Linked DNA regions of Mus musculus: region 2 is linked to region 1. The links are chromatin loops, found by intact Hi-C in ENCODE. Cell type or tissue: left cerebral cortex. All regions are shown on one strand. Links, peaks and the distances in the headings refer to the core of each region. The heading gives the core; the rest is flanking DNA.

The links. Hi-C counts contacts between places; a loop is a spot of excess contacts. Peaks named below come from ENCODE experiments on the same cell type or tissue, not always from the same donor. Only the 100,000 strongest peaks of a DNase experiment are listed, where the experiment ranks them.
Region 2: a loop joins it to region 1, with 2.5 times the contacts of the local background. A loop is called at or near these places in 2 of 42 quality-filtered maps.

The regions. Positions count from the first base shown.
Region 1 is chr10:84,769,178-84,779,008 of GRCm38, reverse strand. All of the region lies in intron 1 of Rfx4 (regulatory factor X, 4 (influences HLA class II expression)), which reads right to left. Among named protein-coding and RNA genes, the nearest start is that of Rfx4, 18 kb to the right of the region's middle. In left cerebral cortex, for the core only: no CTCF peak of the experiment used is centred there; DNase peaks (open chromatin) are centred at 4,806, 6,024, 6,414, 7,189 and 1 more place; H3K27ac peaks cover 333 bases.
Region 2 is chr10:84,897,543-84,907,373 of GRCm38, reverse strand. It overlaps Rfx4 (regulatory factor X, 4 (influences HLA class II expression)), which reads right to left. Exons shown (of 18, transcript NM_001024918.1): 18 at 838-2,419. The coding sequence ends at 2,147. Among named protein-coding and RNA genes, the nearest start is that of Ric8b, 15 kb to the left of the region's middle. In left cerebral cortex, for the core only: no CTCF peak of the experiment used is centred there; DNase peaks (open chromatin) are centred at 3,086, 3,538, 3,821, 4,761 and 1 more place; H3K27ac peaks cover 1,364 bases.

The DNA.
Region 1 (9,831 bases), core at 937-8,936:
ATCCCTGCTTCCAAAACCAATCTTCAGGCCTTTGTGTTTGCAGACTTCTTAACAGTCAAGCTGGGCTATTGGTTTTATTATTATTATTATTATTATTATTATTATTATCATCATTATTATTTTACTATGTGCCACTGGCTGCTTTTGAGCCTTGACTCCCTAAACAATTGCCCCAACAAGTTCTGTATTCTTTACACTGTGATTTTATATAATGTGGCAATTCCTGGGATTGCATATGTGGCCCTAGGCTAGGACTGGCCACATTCATAGCCATGCAGTTTAAACATGGCTGCTTTCTTCACCTTCCTTTCAGTTCAGATCGTCTCAAAATGTAGACATTTTGTCTTTGAAGTCCCTATGTCACCTACGTTGGTGACCCTCCTGCCTTGGCCTGTCATGCTAGGGTTGCAGGCTCACACTGCCACCCCTGGTTCTCATTGCCCTCACAATATGGGGGCCTGGGATCTCCTATCTTATTAAACTAGGTCCTTTCTAGATTATCTCACACCATTCCTGAAACTACCCTCAGAAGGGAGGATTTTAATCTCTGCTTTTCCTAGAAAGCAGCTGTGACCTAGAGGGAGGCTCGGCGATGGGAAGGAATCCTTATATTTCCAAAAGCTGAGGAAAAGTCTTCAGCGAGTACCTTAGGTTATGTACGGGCTGGATAAAGCAGCCAGGCAGGTAGGCATGTTTCCTCAAGTGGGGACCAAGTGAGAGCAAACAGCCCGGAGAAGTGCTGGATCTGTTCTAAGTGATGTCCCAACGAACTGTTCTTTTAAAAAGCTGCTTCCAAAATTATAAACAAGTAGGGGGAGGAGATCCAAGAAGAGGAACAAAGACCAGCTTGTTGAGAGGATGTGGAAATCGGGTGCCTCTGAGCAATGCCGAGGACCACAGAGCTCAAAGACACAGTGGGGAAGGAAGGCAGCAGCTTGTAACATTTCAAAGCTGGGATGTGCAAGGTGGGTGTCTGCCTGCTATCACATCGTAGCCCAAAGCAAATGGGTCTCCAGAACCCTTCCAGGGTTCTCCAGAATGTTGCTACTGTGATTTCCTCACCCCGTCCTGCCTTGACACGGGTCCCTGGCTGCATCCATGGCTGATCATGACGGCATCTGTCTCCATCAAACCACATCACTGTCTGGAGCTGGGAAGATGGCTCAGTAAGGCCAGCGCTAGGCCCTGAGTTCAGCTAGGTGGTGTATGCTTATAATGTTGGCACTGGTGGGGCAGAGAAGACGCATCTCTGGGGCTTGCTGACCCGCCAGCCTCATCTACCATGTGTCATTTAAGACAGTGAGGCTGTCTCAAAAATGAAGTGGACAGTGCCTGAGGGGTGGCACTTGAAAATGTCCTCTTGTCTCTGCAGGAATGCATACACACATGCGCACGTGCACCCACACGCATGAATATTCATTCACACACACACACACACACACACACACACACACACACACCCTCCTCTCCATGAGACTAGGAAGAGATTCTTCCTGTCCATTAATGGACTACACCCAAGCCAGTCCCGTTAACCTTGGTAAGGCCTGGTTCAGCCATGAAAACCCTCTGCACAAAGAGGACGGGTGTTCTGGAAAACTTGGCAACATTCCAGAGAGGAGGAGCTTATTCTCCACATCCGGTGGGCCAGAATGGCACAGCTCCTGACCACCATGTCCCGAGTCAGGCCAGAATGGCACAGCCCCTGACTGCCATGTCCCAAGTCAGGCAACAATGTTCCTCCCCTGTTCCTGCCTTCTGTGGCTCAGTCCCAGCACTGGAGACAGAGAAAAGCCCAGCCCAAGGACAGAGGCCAGTAAAAAGGGCCATGAGGGGAAGAGAAGCAAGATGTGATGGAGAGTATTTTCTTCTGCCTACTGTCGCACACACATGGCTCCCTCTGACCCTAAGATACACTGTTTGTGCAGCCAGGCTGCTCTCCGCTGTCCTAGGGAACACCCAAATGAGTCCAGTCTCTGACACCGGGCAGAGATGGGAACACAATTATCATGTCTCCATGTCTCTGGTTCAAGGCCCCCAGTTGTTTCATCAACTTTTCGAAGAAATTTCTCCTGCTTTGTTACTATCCAATTTTCTAAACATCTTCTTGTCGGTCAATGTCCTTGGGGCCATCTGTCAAACAGAGTCAACTCGAAGGGCCCAGACTGTGGTGTGACTACTTAGAGTACCCATGCTTCCAGAAACTTTGCAGTTGAGGTTGGGATGGGACTGTGTAGGGTTTGCCATCTCAATCAGAATGGCGTCTATACTGAATTTTAATGAGGCTCTATAACTCATCTACCTTTGTAGTGTATGCAATTCAGGAACAAAGGCTAACCCATGTTGAACAATTATGGGTTCCACAGTGTTCAAATTGGCATATGGCTCATCACAAGAACTCTATGAAGTTGTTAAAGGGCATGTGTTAGGGCTGGAGAATCAGTTCCGAGAAAGCATGAGGCCCTGCGTTCAGATCCCTAACATCCACGTAAGAAGTTGAGTGTGACAGATTATCATCCCAGTGCTGGGGAACAAAAAGGAAGAGCTCTGGGGCTCGCTGGCCAGCCAATCTTGCCAAATAGGCAAACTCTAGGCTTAGGAGAGACACCATATCAATGTGGTGGCATACACCTGTAATCCCAGCACTTGGTAGTGAGGGTCAGGCAGATCTCTGAATTCAATGGCAGCCTGGTCTACAGAGTTAGTTCCAGGATAGCCAGGGTTACATAGAGAAACCCTACCTTGAAAAACCAAAAATAAAATAAAACAAAAAATTAAGGTGGAGAACCTCTGGCAAACATATCCATACTCCACCTCAAGAGAAAAGGGAACGGAGGTGGGGGTGGGGGGGGGGAGCAGAAATACATTTTGAGGTAAGAAAGCTAAAACTTATAGAGAGTAGATGATTGGTCAAAGTCACCCAGCTGGTAGAGGTCAGGATCAGCAGCCCAAGGTCATAACCTCAATTCTCCACGTGGGAGCTGAGCCTCCTTCTCCTGCCTCCCACACGGCTCCCAGACAGTGTCAGCGCTGCGACCTCAAGCAAAACCTGATTTGTGTCAGAACTTTCAATAAAACTCTACCTACACATTATAATTTTTGCTAAATACTCTTGCCTGTTTCTTTGTCAGCCTTTGGCACGTGTGGCGGGCTCTTCAGCTGGCAGCTCAAACACCTCAGGAGTGGAGTTTATTTGGGCCTTTCTTTTGACCCTCCACTAGAACCAAGCACACGGCGCCCAGTCTCACCTCAATACATGCTACATTACTGCCATGAGATTTCAAAGAACGTGTGACTTATAAGTAGACCTGGCCCCACAGCTGCAGACCTGGCCCCACAGCTGCACACCTGTCCACACAGCTGTAGGATTCTCTAATCTTCCTCATCTTCAAGGCTAGGAAAAGCACAGCACATCAAAGACTTTTTCTCAACTTAGGATAAGCAAAATGTTGTGCTTTTGTGTGTATGTGTGTGTGTGTATGCATGTACACACCCCCCTCCACCCCCCCCACACACACCTTTTTGATGTAAGAAGCTGTACTAGAGAGATGCTATCTCCTGAACTCTTGAGGGTAGGAGCCTATAGATTTATTTGACATGAATGACCTCTTTGCCTGCACATGTGTTCATGTATGTACATTGTCTGTTGCCCTCTGGGGTCAGATCCCATGAACGTGGAGTTACTGATGGCTGTGAACCACCATGCGTGTGTCAGGAACCAAACCTAGGTTTTCTGGAAGAGCAATTAGCGCTCTTAACTGCTCACCTCTCCAGCCTCCTCCCCATCTCTTTGCTTGTTTGTTTTGGACAAGGTCTCAGGCTGTAGCCCAGGCTGACCTCTACATTTCAATTCTTCTGCCTCCTATACGCTGGATTTCAGGAATGTGCCACCATTCCCAACTCCCATTTTCCATCTTGAACCCAGCTGTCTGCTATGCCTGGCCCCAGAGATGTTGCACACACTAAATAAACCATATCAAATATGTTCTCCCGCCAGCTCTCCACTACTCCATCAATAAGAAGTTCCTACCATGTGGCAAGTATCCCCCAAGAACGCATTGTCACATATTGGTCTAAATTAAACCTCAAAACAGTGTTCTCGCCATGACTTGATAGCTCTATTTATAGATATGGGAACTTGAAGTGGAAGTCACAAAGCGCGGCCAGCTGTGACCAGCGCGGCCACACTGGCACTCTTCCAGTGCAGAAGGAGCTCACCACTCACACGTGATGACTTCCTGTAGTGAAAGTCAAGCTTGTGGCAAATGTCGCAAAGGATATGAGGATGACTGCGAGCTCAGCCTCCTGGGCCGTACCACAAGCTGGGCTCCCAGCCGCCCGAAGCAGGATGAGACTCTGCCTGCCCATGAGTCTTACTCCTCAGGACCTTAACCAGCTTTACTTACAGGCAGCCCTTCATGCCTCTTCACTTTGGTTCAAAGACTGAGAAACCCTGATTTCCACAACTTTTCTCCATTTCATAGGATGAAACTGAGCAGAACCATACAGAGGACTGATTTCCTAGGAGGTGGTGGAAGAAATAGGAAGTTGCCCCATCCAGGAGACACCATGGCCCAGGCACCTGGAGCTTAGAATTCTGCTTGACAAATGCATTCATAACTTGAGGGGTGGAAGGTAGGGCACTGATTAAAATGAATCTTAAAAGCCAAAGCCTCGTGAAAGCTTGGGGACACGTTCTTGGGGACCTGAGATGGAGCTGTCTATGTATTCATTTTACAATTACTGCCATGTGCCTTTCTTATAATTCTAACAGAAGCCTTTCCTCTAGAGCCCTGGGGCCTAGGATCTCAAGACCTACAGATTTGTTTTCTAGAATTTAGTTTCCTCAGCCTTATTTGCTCCATTCAATATCTTGTCCCCAAGAGCTATGAATAGTTAGGAAAACAGTTGGCAGAGATGACTAATGAAACACCAGTTGCTGGAGTCACAGACAGGGAGAGCCTCCGTCAGAAAGGCCTTGGAAGATGAAGAACTTAGGCAAAGACGAAGGGGAGAGAGCAAGCCCTTTGAAGAATCAGAAGTTAGCCAGCATCATGTTCCCTTTAAGGTCCAAGATGCCTGACATGACGTCATGAGGGCGTTACAGGCAGGACAGGGTGGGAGAGAAGGCAGACTCGGTCTTGGTGGACTGTGAGATTTAGAGTCAGAACACCTGAGTTCAAGTACCAAGTACCGGTGCTACCACTCATAGCTATGAGGTCGTGAGGGTGGGTCCCAGGTTCCTAAATCCCTGCCTGCCAGGGTTCTCCAAAGATGCCCTAAAATAGCAATGGCAAAGTGCTGGACCCATTTGGCCTCATGGGGCATAGGAAACTGGAAAGGCACTGTCTCTTAGAACCCAGGAGCTTTCTGGAGAGATGAAGCCAGAGAGTCAGCGTGGGGGTGGGGGCTATGAACTGTAGCAGTGACTGAGTGTTCACCTCATGCCAGTTCAGTTACCTTGGGTTACACGCCTCCTCTGTTCTCGTCAGAGAAACCAAGGCAGACAGCCCACTAGCTCTGACTTGCTGGACAGAAACTAAGACAGACAGGGCAAATCCAGGTAGAGTAACTCAGACGGCTGGTGGCTGAGTTGAGTCAGGTCTAACTCCAAAGCCGGCATCCTGATCCAGGACACACAGCAAGGAAGCAAGGCATCCAAAGAGAGCCTGTGGCCTTGGGAAGGAAGACAGATCCATCTCGGCCTGGCTAAGTCTGGCTGATGCTTCAAGGATTCCCCACCAGTCAGACAGAAAAGGAAAGTGTGGTATGTTAGGCACAAGAGCTGCAGTTAGAGACAAGGGCATGGGGTAGAGAAAGGCCAAGTGGATTCCGGGAAAAGGTGAAGAGTTTGCCAACCTGTGGCCCAAAGACTTGGTAGGCCAGGGGTGTGAGAATGCCTTGGGAGCAGCTTGCAAAGGCCTGGCTCCCCAGCCTGGGAACTGTGCAGGCAGCTCGGAAGCAGCTAGGCTTCCTGGGGAGCATCATATGAAACAGAGCTCTGATGCCAACAGGAATGTCTTATGCAACACCCGAGAAAAGGCTGCCTGACAGAAGTGTCACCAGGTTTTTAATAGAAGGTGTTATTCGTGCTCTCTGTCTAAGCCATCTTTCAGGACACTGTGCCAGGGCTTATTTTTAGGAACCCACAACTGTAAAAAAAAAAAAAAAAAAAAAGCTACATGAAAGGGTTGATATGCCCCATGGATGGCTGCCAAGGAGGACTTGTGTTGAGGTTCCCTTCCCCAGAGCCCAGGTCATTACCAGTGGAATGGCGTTGCCATGGCCATCTCTGTCCATAACCTCCAGCACCAGGCCATGCTTTGCTCTGGATCATTCTCTCCCAGTCCCTCTTCTCTCTTTCCTGACTCCACATTGGTGGGGATACACAGAATCTGGACCCTAGAAGGCAGCAGCTGTGGCCTGCCTCTCCAAAGGGCTCCTCAGGTCAGTCAGTGGTTACCATGGCAACCCTACAGGCCCTAGCCCAGGGGCCCCTGGGTTCCATCCAGGAAGGGGCTGAACCACAAAGACAGCCCCACCCCCTTGTCTGCCTTTATTTCTCTTCCCATGTTCACCAAATATGGATGGGGTGCCTGCTCTGCACTAGGCTAAAGATCTAGTGATGAACAAGACCAAGAAGGTCCTGGCTCAGAGGACCTGTGTCCTACAGCGGTGGCAGACCCAAACAGACAAACAAGAGGACTTCGGAGTCATAAGAGTGGTGACTTAGAGGCACAGAATGGGATAACAGGGGTTTGGGGATACTCTTTAGTAGCAGGGATGCTAACTGCTGGTCTGAGAAGGTGAGATTGGACGGTAAAGGCCCAAGGCAGGAATGGGCTTGGAGAGTGAGGAGGACCTGGGAGGCCATTGTAATGAAGAGGACAGAGGAGAGGAAGAAAGAGCTGGAGCACCTAGGGACTGAGCTGTCCAGGGTAGAACTTCACATTTATCCCAATGTTCTAAGGAGCCATCTAAGCGCGCTCTGCAGCTGTCTGCGGATGACTTGAACCACACAGGGGTTCCACAAAGGGGAGTCTATGAAGGAACTTACATTCATCCATCCCATCATTTTCCTGCCAGCTCTTTATAAAGTATCATGTGCCTGGCACCAGCCATAGAGTAGACCCACTATCTTCATGGAAGGCTGGAGTGTTTAGCTCAGTTGTGTATAATCACACAATAAGATGTGCCACGGGGGAAGAAAAAAACCTGGCTTACTTTGGGAGTTGGGAATCTTAGAGAAAGTGATATTAAAGTGAGAGCTAAGGAGTTGACAGATGTGAACACGGCAAAGAGGGAAGAAAGGATGGGTCCCTTGCAGAAGGAACAAAGTGTGCAAAGTCCCTGAAGCAGGCAGAAGAATAACATACTCAAGAAATTGACAGGCTGGGCCATGGAGATAGATAGGCAAGGATAGAGGACCTCCATCCAATCTCCAAGACTCACACGGCAGAAAGAACTCCTGAACCTTGTCCTCTGATGTGGAGTGAGGGGAACACTCGTCCATTGCTGGGGGAATGTGAACGTGTCCAGCTACTGTGGGAGTCAGAGTGGCAGTTTCTCAAGAATGTGGGAACTGATCTACCTCAAGACGCAGATATGCCACTCTTGGGTCATATACCCAAAGGATGCTTCATACTACAACAGAAACACCTACTTAACCATGTTCTTTGCTGCTCTGTTCGTAATAGTCAGAAATGGGAAACAACCTAGATGTCCCTCCATGGAAGAATGGATAAAGAAAATGTGGTACACTTACACAACGGCGTGATACTCAGCTGTCAAATAAAATAACATCACGAAATTTGCAGGCACATGGATGAGATTAGAAAACATCATCTTGAGTAAGGTATCATAGATTCAGAAAGACAGATACGGTATGTATTCGCCTATTACGTGGCTATTAGCTCTGAAGACAGTGATGACCCAGGGACAGTTCTAGAACCACAGAGGGTAGGTACAGAGTAAGGAAGGGACTAGAAGGGACAGAGTGCAGAAAGAAATGGAAATAGAATAGATAATTATGAATGGATTGGCAGGTCTGAAATGGGGGATTAAGTAGGGGGAAGAAAGAGGGTTGATACAGGCAGATACAGCTAGAACTAACTAAGGGGCATTTGAAGGAAAGTTTGAAAATCTAACATAGTACTAGAAACCTCCTAAAATATATGGACATGGAAAGGTGATCTAAATGAAATCACCAAAAAGTGGAGGAGGCAGAGTCCTAACTGGCCAATTCCTGTCACTAAAGCTTCCAGTACTGGGATTGGGTTACACCTAATTGAGTTGTTGGCTAAAAGGGTTCCATGTGAATCCTCAAATAATCTAAGCTGTTGGCTAGAAAAGAGATTGCTTTCCCCAAAGTTATGGCAAAGCCCCATTGCTGAAGACAATGCTTATCCAGCTCAGTGAACATGGAGTAGTCAAGCTGGTGCCTGCATAGAGCCTTCACCCCTACACTCTAGCATCTCTGATATGGGAAGGTTCTTTGCATGCTACCAAAAGAGAACCCTGAGCATTGACCAAGCCACAAAACCTTTGGTCTACAATCTGTCCTGCAAGATACGATAGTGCAGTGGAGACACAAACTTGTGGGAGTAACCAAGCAAGATCTGATCTCACTTAAGGCCCATGCCATAAGACAGAACCCATACCCAACCCTGCACTTGTGACTGACAACCAAAGACTGGATAGCCTGGGGACCTAGGGTAAAATCAAATAGTACTAGTCTTTCTTTTAAAAAAAGATTTATTTATTTATTATATGTAAGTACAATGTAGCTGTCTTTAGACACTCTAGAAGAAGGAGTCAGATTTCGTTAAGGATTGTTGTGAGCCACCATGTGGTTGCTGGGATTTGAACTCAGGATCTTTGGAAGAGCAGTCAATGCTCTTAACCGCTGAGCCATCTCTCCAGCCCCCAAATAGTACTAGTCTTAAAAATAATAATAATAAAATTACTCCTGATGACATTCTGCTATACTTATAGGTCAGCTGTGCCAGGCTCAGTCACCCTCAGAGAAGCCTCCTCCTGCAGCACTTGGTAAGAAATACAGAGACCCACAGCCAGACATCATGCAGAGAATGAGAGACCTTGGAACACTCAGTCCTTAAATGGGATGTCTCCATCAAATCCCTGACCTTAGAGATCAGGGGTCCCCATTGAAGAAGAAGCAGATAAAGTCTAAGATCCAGAGGGATGGAAGACACCACGGAAACAGGCCCTCTAAGTCAACATGAACACACTCATGTGAACTCACAGAGACTGCAGCAGCAAGCAGAGGGCCTGCACAGGTCTGCACCGGGTCCTCTGTGTATATAGTATGGCCTCCAGGTTAGTGTTTCTACGGGATCCCTGAGTGTGGGATCAAGTGAGTCTCTGGATGGGGGGGGGGGGGAGGAACTGGGAGGAACAGAGGGAGAAGAAACAGTAATTAGGATATATTATATGAGAAAAGAATCTATTTTCAGTAAGAGAAAACAAAGAAAAGGAAAGTTGTCCCCTGACCTCGATACGTCTGAATTTGACACACATCCAAACACACATATGCCTGTGCACTCACACACACACACACACACACACACACACACACACACACACTAAATAAAATGTGGTTTAAAAAACTAACAGACATCTTGGCAGCCACTGCTCAGACTCATTCGGGCACCCATTCTGCACATAGGTACTGTGCTTGCCCGCAGGCACTCTAGGATGCTGTGGGGCCTGCACACATCCAAGCCTGGCTCTGGAACCAGGGCAGGCTAAGGAGTCTGGCTTTTGCTCAGTAGCTGGTTGGGAAACTTTCAGTGCTTTTGAATAGAGTGGGAG
Region 2 (9,831 bases), core at 639-8,638, 130 kb before region 1:
ATGTAATAGCATGCAAGGGCTTGGCTTTAAAAAGAAATCTTTCAGAATGCAAATTAAGCTGTCACATTCTCATACCTTCGGGTTAACACAGTCACTGCTGCATGGGCTTCTGCAAATCTATGCCTCTGAATCTCTCTTAGCTCCTAGATCCTTAACAATCTGGGCAAAGCGAAACCACTTCTTTCCTGCTACCCTGCTTTTCTGTATCCCTTCAGCTACAGAATGGAAATGCCGGGCTGGAGGAGAACGTAATTCTTGCTATGAACTCAGTAATGTTCCTGCTCTGCTCATTCTCGTTTAAAGCAATGCACTTGAAATATCTTCACACGCCATGATCATTAACGCGTAATGAACTAAGTGCCAGGGGAACTCTTGCTGATGCTGGTACTAAGGAAGAACAGTGCCTGCAAGAGCTGAGGCTTTTCACTCTTTAATGCGAGAAGCTGAGAAGCTGACGGGCAGACATAGGGCAAATCCCAGTTTGTAGAACAGGTCCTCTACAAACCTTCGTCGGTGCTCACTCGACCATTATTAGTCAGGACAAGTCAGTAGGGGACTGAGTAACAAAACCATACATACAGCCACACAAGGCTTTTGTTGCCTGCCTGCCTGCTCGCTTGCTTTTGTTCTTTTGAGACAGGACGCAGGCTGGCCTTGAACTCACTATTCTCTGCCCTCAGCCTTCTGCATGCTGAGATCCTGGATAAGTGCAATCACACCCAGCAAAACCTTTCAGTTTTGTTCTGCCTACTCATACCCCAAGGATTTAAGAATGGCACCAATTCATATTGGAGACACACACCCAGCATATCAAGTGCAAATGAAAAACGGAGGCTGGTCATTTCAATACTTTTTATTTGAGTGTGAAACCATCCATATCTTGCACAACTGTACAGATAAAACTATTTCCATTTTAGCTGTAGACATGATTATCACACTGGGTGGTGTGATCAAACATTTTATTTACAGAACATTTGCTAAAACATCCGATGTCATATTTCCATTTATTTCTTACCCATAGGGTAATAGGTCCACCATAATTGCTTGGTGCATCTTATAATACAGAAAGAAAACCTATGTTAATCTCTAACAAACCTCACAAATAGCTACAAATCTGACAAAAAATACCTAAGAAAAAATTTTCCCAAAGTACAATACATTTTTTTTATTTCCACACATACACAGTATAGTATAGACTCAAAGGCACAGCTTTGAATTTTTTTTTTCTAGCAAAGTGTCAGAAAGTATTCTAGTCTTATGAAGAAACCAGACAGTTGTTTTCACACTTGGTGCTTGCTAAGTGAAAGTCTGCTCCATCCAGCTTCGCAAAGTAACACAGTGGAGGACAGTGTTTAGTGCCATAAATCCACATTTCTCACAGAACTTAAGAAAACCCTCTCCTGCCTTTTGCTGATGCTAGCCATTGTGCAAACTTAGGACAAATCCTTGTACAGAGAAGAACTGGTCCCTACAGACATCAATCAACGAAAGGCAATATATAACAGGCCTCTTCTGTCCCTCAACAACAGTGCTTACAGTCCAGGACAATGCAGGTAATATGGCAGGTACGAATGGAACTTAGCAGGGAGCTTAGCATTTTCAAAAACTTCCAGGGACTCCAGGAAGTAGGAATGACATCACCAGGAAGTCGGGATGTGGATTACATGTCTGAGGGCTGGTAACCGTACAGCGAGGTGACAGACAGACAGGTGGCAAGGTGAATGCTCTTGGTAAATTATGTGCCCGTCCAAGAACACAAACCAGATTCTGGCTCCAGTATCCATCCTTCAAGACTAAAGAGCTTTGTCAACAAGAAAATAAGTACCCTATACAAGGAGTAGTTGCCATGCAAGGTCATGGAACAGAGGGGAAAGGCACAGATTGGCCTGCCCAAGATAGTGCTCTATAGAAACAGTCAAGTCTGGCTTGGCTACAGAAACCCAATCCCACTGACTTTTAGTGACTCCTGTTTCTGAACTAAAGTCTATTCACTCCACATTGAACATCCTCTTGTTCATTAGGAGAATGGATGCTTAGGTCAGCCCGCAAGTTATGATGTATTGAAATAAAGTCTTCTGGAGGGTGGGTACTGGGTTTATTATTATTATTAATTATTAATATTAAATATGGATTTCTATGAAAGCAGTCACTTAGCCCATCCAGTGGAGGCCTCTCCGTTGATGTAAGCAAAGCCAGGAAAGTGTTGCATGTGCTCATACTCAGAATTCCTGCGCGTGGTCAGCGGGGTGTACATGTCACTAGAGTTTCCATACCTCGTGGAATGCACAGATGGGCTTGTGTAGCATGCGTTGGCAGTCGGCACCTCTGGCCATCGGGGAGTCACTGGGGTAGGATGCAGCCTGGGAGTACTGCTCATCAAACAAGGTTCCATCCTGGAAGTGGGGCTATTGAAAGGGTACTTGTGGAGGAGAAAAAGTCCACAAAATTAAAGTTAGCTTGAAGTTATGTGCACCCAACGGCAATCTTATTTAAGCTAAAACATTTCAAGACGCTATTCTCGGGAGTTGATGGAACAGAATCACTGAGCAAGAGGAAACTTTGGTCCAAGGAAACAATCAGGGAGAAAGTCTTAAGGTCTTCAGAGCCAGAGTCAAGCTGATATTTCACTCACAGACCAGTGACTGGCTGTGTGCTCCAACTCTGTAATGGGAGGGCCATCCCCAACTAGGAATAATGGGGGTGGGGGGTTTTGGGGGTGTGGTGATGGTGGTGGGTGTACCTCATGTGTACGTACACACCAGCAAGTGTGTCCAGTTGAGTGTGATTGCCGTGTGGGCATGAGTTCTGCCATTCCCTATGGAGATGCGATAAGTCCTATTCCATCAACCCAAGAGAACAGCACTCCCAGGTAAAACACAATGACATTAAAAATAGCATTTTACAGCTGAAGTCAATCATGAACTGCAGCCTAAAAACAGGCTTTTGAAGAGAAAGCAAACCAGCAGCTTCAAAGGTTATTATTAGTGCCTGTCATTTAAGGAACATCTTTCTTTTAGGTTCACATTTGCTGGAGTCCTGGAAGCTGAGCAAGGAGGAAATGGTAAATTACTGGGCTCTGTGCGAATACAGAGGAAGGAGTCAAGAAGAGACGGGCTTGGTGGGGGTAGGTAGGACAGGGGTGCTTCGGGGGCAAGTCAGACCAAGGAACAGGTGTTGGCAGAGGAGGAGGGAAGAATCTCTAGAAGAGTAGGGATGAGAGAGGGGTCTCTGAGAAGCGGCTTTTACATTCTTCACTGTCAGAAGCACAGCCCTGAGAACTGGCCCCGTTACAATGATCAGAAGGGAGGAAGGGGAGGGGCTAAGGCTCCCTCTGAGAGTTCACATTTGCAGGCACTGTCAGCTCAAAGATGCCCTTGCTCAGCTCAGGGCCAACAAGAACGGGAGCCAGTGAACAAGGATGACAAGGGCAGCGAGGAGGAGAGGCTGTGGGGATCTTCTGCTACCCATCTGTCTTCCCTGACAGTTGGAGAGTGGAGCCCCAAGGGATTAGGTGGGAGGCTGCCTCCTGTGAGGGAGACAGACAGGCTGAAACCTAGACAGCAGAAGTGCTGGAGACAACATTGGCTGTTCCCCAGAGGCGGGCAAAGGAGCCCCTCTGCCTCTTGGAGCTGAATCCCAAGGGACGGAAGCAGGGGACAGAGAGAGGAGGGTTGGAATCAAGGAAGAGCAACAGCTACTCGGAGCTCAAAGGGGCTTCCGGTGGAGCAGGGAGAGCTTTTCCCGCAGGTAGGACCACATGCCTTGCACAGCAAAGGACAGCCACCCCGCAAGCAAAGAGCCGTTAAGAAAGAGGGTGTGGAGGGTGTCTAGGAACTCCAGGGAGAAGGACCCAGTACTGTTGCCAAGGAGACCACAGGCAGCATGCCAAGGCTTTCATAATCCCAAATCAGATCTGCTACCCCAGTGCAGACCCATGTGCTGTGCAGCGTGAGGGGACCCATGGGATACTATTTGAGTGGAGTGATGGTGGGCCCTCGGGCCTGTAAATAGAGTTTCTCAGAAAGAAAGAAAAAAACCAAGATCTCAGGTGCACTAAAAAGATAATATTAAGAAATATCAACAATGCTCTCACAAGTGCAGGTCATTCTGACCCCCTCTTTGGGTCTCTTGCTGGTGTAGAGGCCCCCTTTTTATCTAGGGGTACACAAGCTGGTCCTGCCTTTTGCCCAGTTCCAACCACACGTGCCTTTTGCCCATGCTTTCACTCGGAGCTCACAGTCAGCTCCTTGGTGTTCCTGGGCATCCTATCTCAAGAAACCAAAGGCCCTCCATCTCCACCCTGTCTGGCAGCCGCTGCTTCTCACTGGCCCATGTTCAGATGCTCCCTGTTGTGTTCATTGTAGGGTCCCATAATTTGGTACAGAGGCTGTCACCTAATAGGTGCTAGTCAGATTTGGTGAATATACACTGGGCCATTCCTGACAGAAAGAACCTTTAGGGTCATGGGATCTAAACGCATATTGTAGGAATGGGAAAAGTAGGAATTATACCCAGTGTCACAGAACATAATGAAAACCAACACCTGGGTGACAAGATTCCTCTGTATCGTCTGACTGGCCTGAGTAGCATAACCTCCCACTCCCAACCACTGTCACCACACACCTCCTTCCTCATCAAGCCCCCTCCTCCTTCACAGAGCCTTGGAATGTTGACCCAGGCCACTGGAAGCCTCCTGGTTCTGACCCAGTCCCCTCTGACCTTGGCTTGGGTAGGTCAAATGTCACAGTATAGACTTGGAACTCTTCCCACCAAACTCAAGAGAGTGTAGTTGTTGTGCCTCATCAGAGACCCTCACAGCACAGCTGTGCCCAGAGGTTGTGTCATAGATGCAAAAGAGCAATTGCTTGGAAATGAGACTGGCTCAAAATATCTCCAGTGTGACAATACAATTCTGTTACCAGCATGGAAAATTCTGTCCCATTAGGTCAGCTAATTGCAAATGAGTCAGTGACCGCTCACCCCCTGGTGTAAGGGACCATTGAGAGGGGAGATAGGCAAAGTGCCTGCTGCCTGGGCTTAATGATTAATGTGACCAATGAAGACTTGTGTGTAGTCTGCTGGAAGTGGAGCGGCTATCCTGGAGCATCCACCTCACCTTTCACACTTCACATCTGGCTTCATGCAAGGCCCTTAAGCATGCTGGGTACAAACTCTGGAGTACCAAGAACTCAGGCTGGAATAAAGGAGCTTTTGTGGAGGGTCTATGACAGGAAGTTACCAGTCTCTCAATCTCTCTCTCTCTCTCTCTCTCTCTCTCTCTCTCTGTGTGTGTGTGTGTGTGTGTGTGTGTGTGTGTGTGTGTGTGTGTATGGGGGATGTTTAAAGTAGTCATCTAGAGGCTATGTTGTAAGTACATCTTGGTTGTGACTGACTCTTGGCCTCTTTGGAACTGTATTAGGAAGTCTATTTTGGGACACAACTCCCCACTCCTGGGGCCAACTTTCCTGCACATGGAAAGGGCAGAGTGAGCCCTTTATCCCTGCCTCTCACCACATGCTCCGCAATCGAGCAGGGGGTGAAAGGTGGCTGAAGCAGGAGCACAAGGCCATTTTTCTATGAAAGGCAGCTCTCACTGTCCCAAAGGCCCGCCAACCACTGCCTCCCCAGGTTTCCTCTTGGCCTCTTCCAAAAGAGGTTGTGGCTCCGCGAAACTCTTTGTTAGACAGTCTACATCTGCTGAGCGCTTAGGGTCAAGAATAAATGAATTGGTGCAAAGTCACTTAGAAACCATGCTGTAAGTTTTCACAATGCGTTAGCCTTTACTTGTGTTCTCCATTTTGGAGGCACATAGGGTTCTGTCCTATTAGTCTTCACAAGAGCCTCCCTCGGTGGCTGACTTGAGGGTCCCAATGTTTATTTTACGAGTGGTGACAATGGCCTGCTTGAGACCACATAACAACTTAGTGCTCAAACTAGGTCATTCATTTCACTGACAAGTACATCCTGGGAAATCACTAAGGACCAGTTTTGGGTCCTGAGTCTGTGGAGGTGTGAGTAGAAAGGCCTGGCTCTTGCCTTTGTAGAGCCAGTTCAGTGAGGAGAACACATATTAATTGTGCAATTATGTAAGATAGAAGGTGACTATAACTGGATATCAAAGGGGAATGATAAATGCAAATAGTATTAACTATGCGCCAGACTTTATTCTAATCTATACTAACTATCTGACCACAGCCACTGGACCCTGTCAAGCATTACTGCGTATTATATTATAATTTATCTCATTTTCCAGATGAATAAATTGAAACTCAGAACTAATCGGAGGCATACCTGGGATTTGAACCCAGGGAAATTAACTCTGCACTCAAAGGCTTTGCAACATTACAGCTGATTGGTATGTGAGGACGCACATATACATATGTGACACATGTCTGTGTGTGTCCCTGTGCACGTTATGATCAGAGAACAACCTCAGGGGTTTTTCTTTAGTGCTGTCACCATGTTGTTGGTGGTGGTGATGACAATGTTGATGTTGCTGTTGTTGTTGCTGTTGTTGTTGTTTGAGACAAGGTCTCTCAGTGGCCTGGAATTTACCAAAGTAGGCTGACTGGCCACTGAGTCCCAGAGATCTGCTGGTCTCTGTCTCCTCAACCCTGGGTATAAACACATTCGACTGCATCTAGGTTTCTTTTATATGGGTTCTAGAGAACAAAGACAAGCCTGACTTCCTAGCCATGTGTGTGTGTGTGTGTGTGTGTGTGTGTGTGTGTGTATGTGTGTGATGGGTGTGTGTTGGTGGGGTGTGTGGGTATGTGTGGGGTGTGTGATGTGTGTGTGGTATGTGGTATGTGTGGATGTGTGGGTATGTGTTTGTGGGTGTATGTGTATATGTGTGTTTGTGTGTATATGTGTGTGTTGTGTATAGTGTGTATATTAATTAGTGTGTGTGGTATGTGTAGTATGTATGTGTATTTTGTATGTGTGGTGTGTATTTTATGTGTGTGTGTGTGTGTGTGTTTTGTGTATGTGAGGTGTGTATGTGTGTGTGTTTTGTGTGTGGTATGTGTAAGTTTTGTATGTGTGGTATATATTTTATGAGTGTATGATGTGTGTTTTGTGTATATAGTATGTATATGTATGTGTGTGTACATGAGTGTGGTATGTGTTTTGTGGGGGGTGTGTGTATGTATGTGGTATGTGGTGGTATATGTGTATGTGTGGTGTGTGGTGTATGTGTGTGTTCCTTTACTCTAGGCCAAGATGGAATAAGAGAACTTGGTAGCAGCCCTGGCTGTGTGTGTGATTGGAGCCAGACAGATGAAGATCTCATTGGTCACGCCATTCTTGGGGCATTCAGATAAGAAAGGTGCTGCTTTGCTGTCTCAGCTGAGTGCATTCCTGGCTATGTAGATGGTTAGTCATGTGACTTGTGGGACCCTGTTCACTTTTATGGTTGCTGACAGGGTAAGAACTACATGGTCAAGGGTTGACTGGGGCACAGAAATACTTCTCCACTAATTCATCAGTCCTGAGAACTCAAGTGGGCCTGGAGGTCTACCTTTGGGTCGGCCATGAGCAAGCACAGGCTGAGCAAGTGAGTGCTGTCAGCACGCACGTACACATTCTCTGTGAACACAGAGCAAGGGGATTCAGATGGTTTCATCTTGTAAGTGCGGGGAGTGTGACGATCACAGTCCTTGGACATATGGTTCTTTCAAGCCAGCCTAGCAGGCATTAACTTGCAGTCTTGACTTACAGGCATTCTTGTGCTGGAAACCAAGTCCATTTCCTTAAAAACACTGTATTTTTTTTCAGTTTAGACCTACCTCTTCCTCATCCCCAAGAACCTACTTTAGTGAACAGTGCTATTCCTTCACCAGGGACTGGAACTGTGGCACCTTTGCTCTGGGAGACTAAGACTACTCAAGCCTACAGTGGGTTTCAGCCTTGTACACGTAACCTTAAATCAAAAAACTTGGATATGCATGTGTCCTCCCTCTCTCTCTCTCTCTCTCTCTCTCTCTCTCTCTCTCAGAACTGGGCATTTAGAGAATGCTCTCGCCAACCTCTAGGCTTTGCTGCCCCCCAGCACAGTGGTTTTAGGTCACTGTCATGGGGCTGGGGCTGGGAGTTGGAGAGTTTGTGCTCACATCTGCTTTGCTGGCTGGATCACACAGCTTTCTGTGGCTGCTGCTTCATCTTTAAGAACTGGAGAAAAACCGCTGTCTCTAAGGTTGTTATGGGAACGAATGGGCCCATCTATTTCAAATTGCCTAGAGGTGCAAGTTCCTTAAATGTTAATGGAAAATGAAACAAAGGATGCTTTGTCTTTGGACAAGACCTTCCCTAGACCAGGGACATTTTCAACACTGACTTCACCCAATTTGGGCACAGATACGATATAATTAACTTTACCGCACTTTACAAATAGAGACTAATGAAACCATGAACCACAAGGTATAGTGTGTGTGTGTGTGTGTGTGTCTGAGTACACACAGGCATGTGTGCTGGGGATGGTAGGGTGTCAAATGCCCTTGTCTGAGAGCCACAAGGCAAGATGGTGGAGAAGCTGGCTTGGGCCTCATCTAGATATACACAGCTTCCTAGTCCTGCAGAGACTTGATGTGCTGGGGGCGGGGGCCTACCCAGGAGGGGCCTCAGAGGAGAAAGGGAGGGGAGATGGGGGGGACTGTGTGAGGGAAGGTCAGGAGGAGGGGGAGCAGCAATCAGGATGTAAAGTGAGTGAATAAATAAATGGAAAAAAAGATATACAGAGCTTTTCTGTTGACTCCAGCTTAGTTCTTGGCCTCTTCTGTCAGGCCAGCTATTGAATGATAAAGACTCCAGTTGGGTATCATTGTGGCTTCCAAAGCGGACACAGCAGACTTATCTTTAATCACCAGGGTCTCTGTGGGCTTTGAGGGTAACTTGGCTTCTTTTTATGGTGATGGTTTTAAAAATAATCACCACCACCCCTCCCCCAAAAAGGAGCTCCTGAAATTTCCTGGGGCATGAAGCAGTAAAGAAGGAAGGAAGATAAGCCCCAAGGCAGGGGCTGGGTGATGCAGTCTCCAGCTGGAGGGTGTGCTCCCAGTGTGAGGTGCTTCTGCCTACTCTCCTACTGTACTCCTGGAAGCTGTAGCTGTGCTTGCACGAAGCAGGCACCCAGAAACCACTTGAGGAATTGATGAATGAATGAATGAATGAATGAGTGCCTAGACTGTGCTGGGTGTGACCCAGGCAGCAGCTCAGTCACTTGGGGGAGTCACGAGTCACAGACTCTGCTCCCAGGAGAGCCGGCACCTGAGGAGCTGGCATCTCTGTGACGCAGCAGAGAGTTCTCTAATGAATGCCCCAGGTGATGACTTAGAAGAATGAACTTCTGGGCTTGTCTTGGGATTAAACCCAGGCTCCTCTTGGTACTGAGATGGAAATCAAAACAGAGGCCTGTTTACCCTGAGCGCCTTTCTAGTATGGATACATTCTCTTTAGCAACCTCCCTTGGAGGCAAATGGCTGATGCAATGTAGCCTCCATACAGCCTCCCTCCTGCCCTTGCCCTCTGAGGCCCCTGCCCACACCAGCCCCCTTTTGTGCTTGTTCTAGGGGCTCCTGAGAGCTCTCTTTGACACAAAACCACCTGTGGCTTCTCAACCCTCAGAGCAGAGCAGACAAAGTAGGCTTAGCCTCCCCCAACCAGTGGTCCTGCCTACAGCTACTTCCTTCCCCACCCCCAAAAATTCACAGCAAGAGCCACATCTGAGAGATAGTAGAAGGTGGTGTTCAGGAGCCCAAAAGTAGTCACCCTTCGGGTTCTAATCCCTGCGCAAGTTACCCTGTGTCTCGCTTCCTCTTCTACTGTGGTTATCCA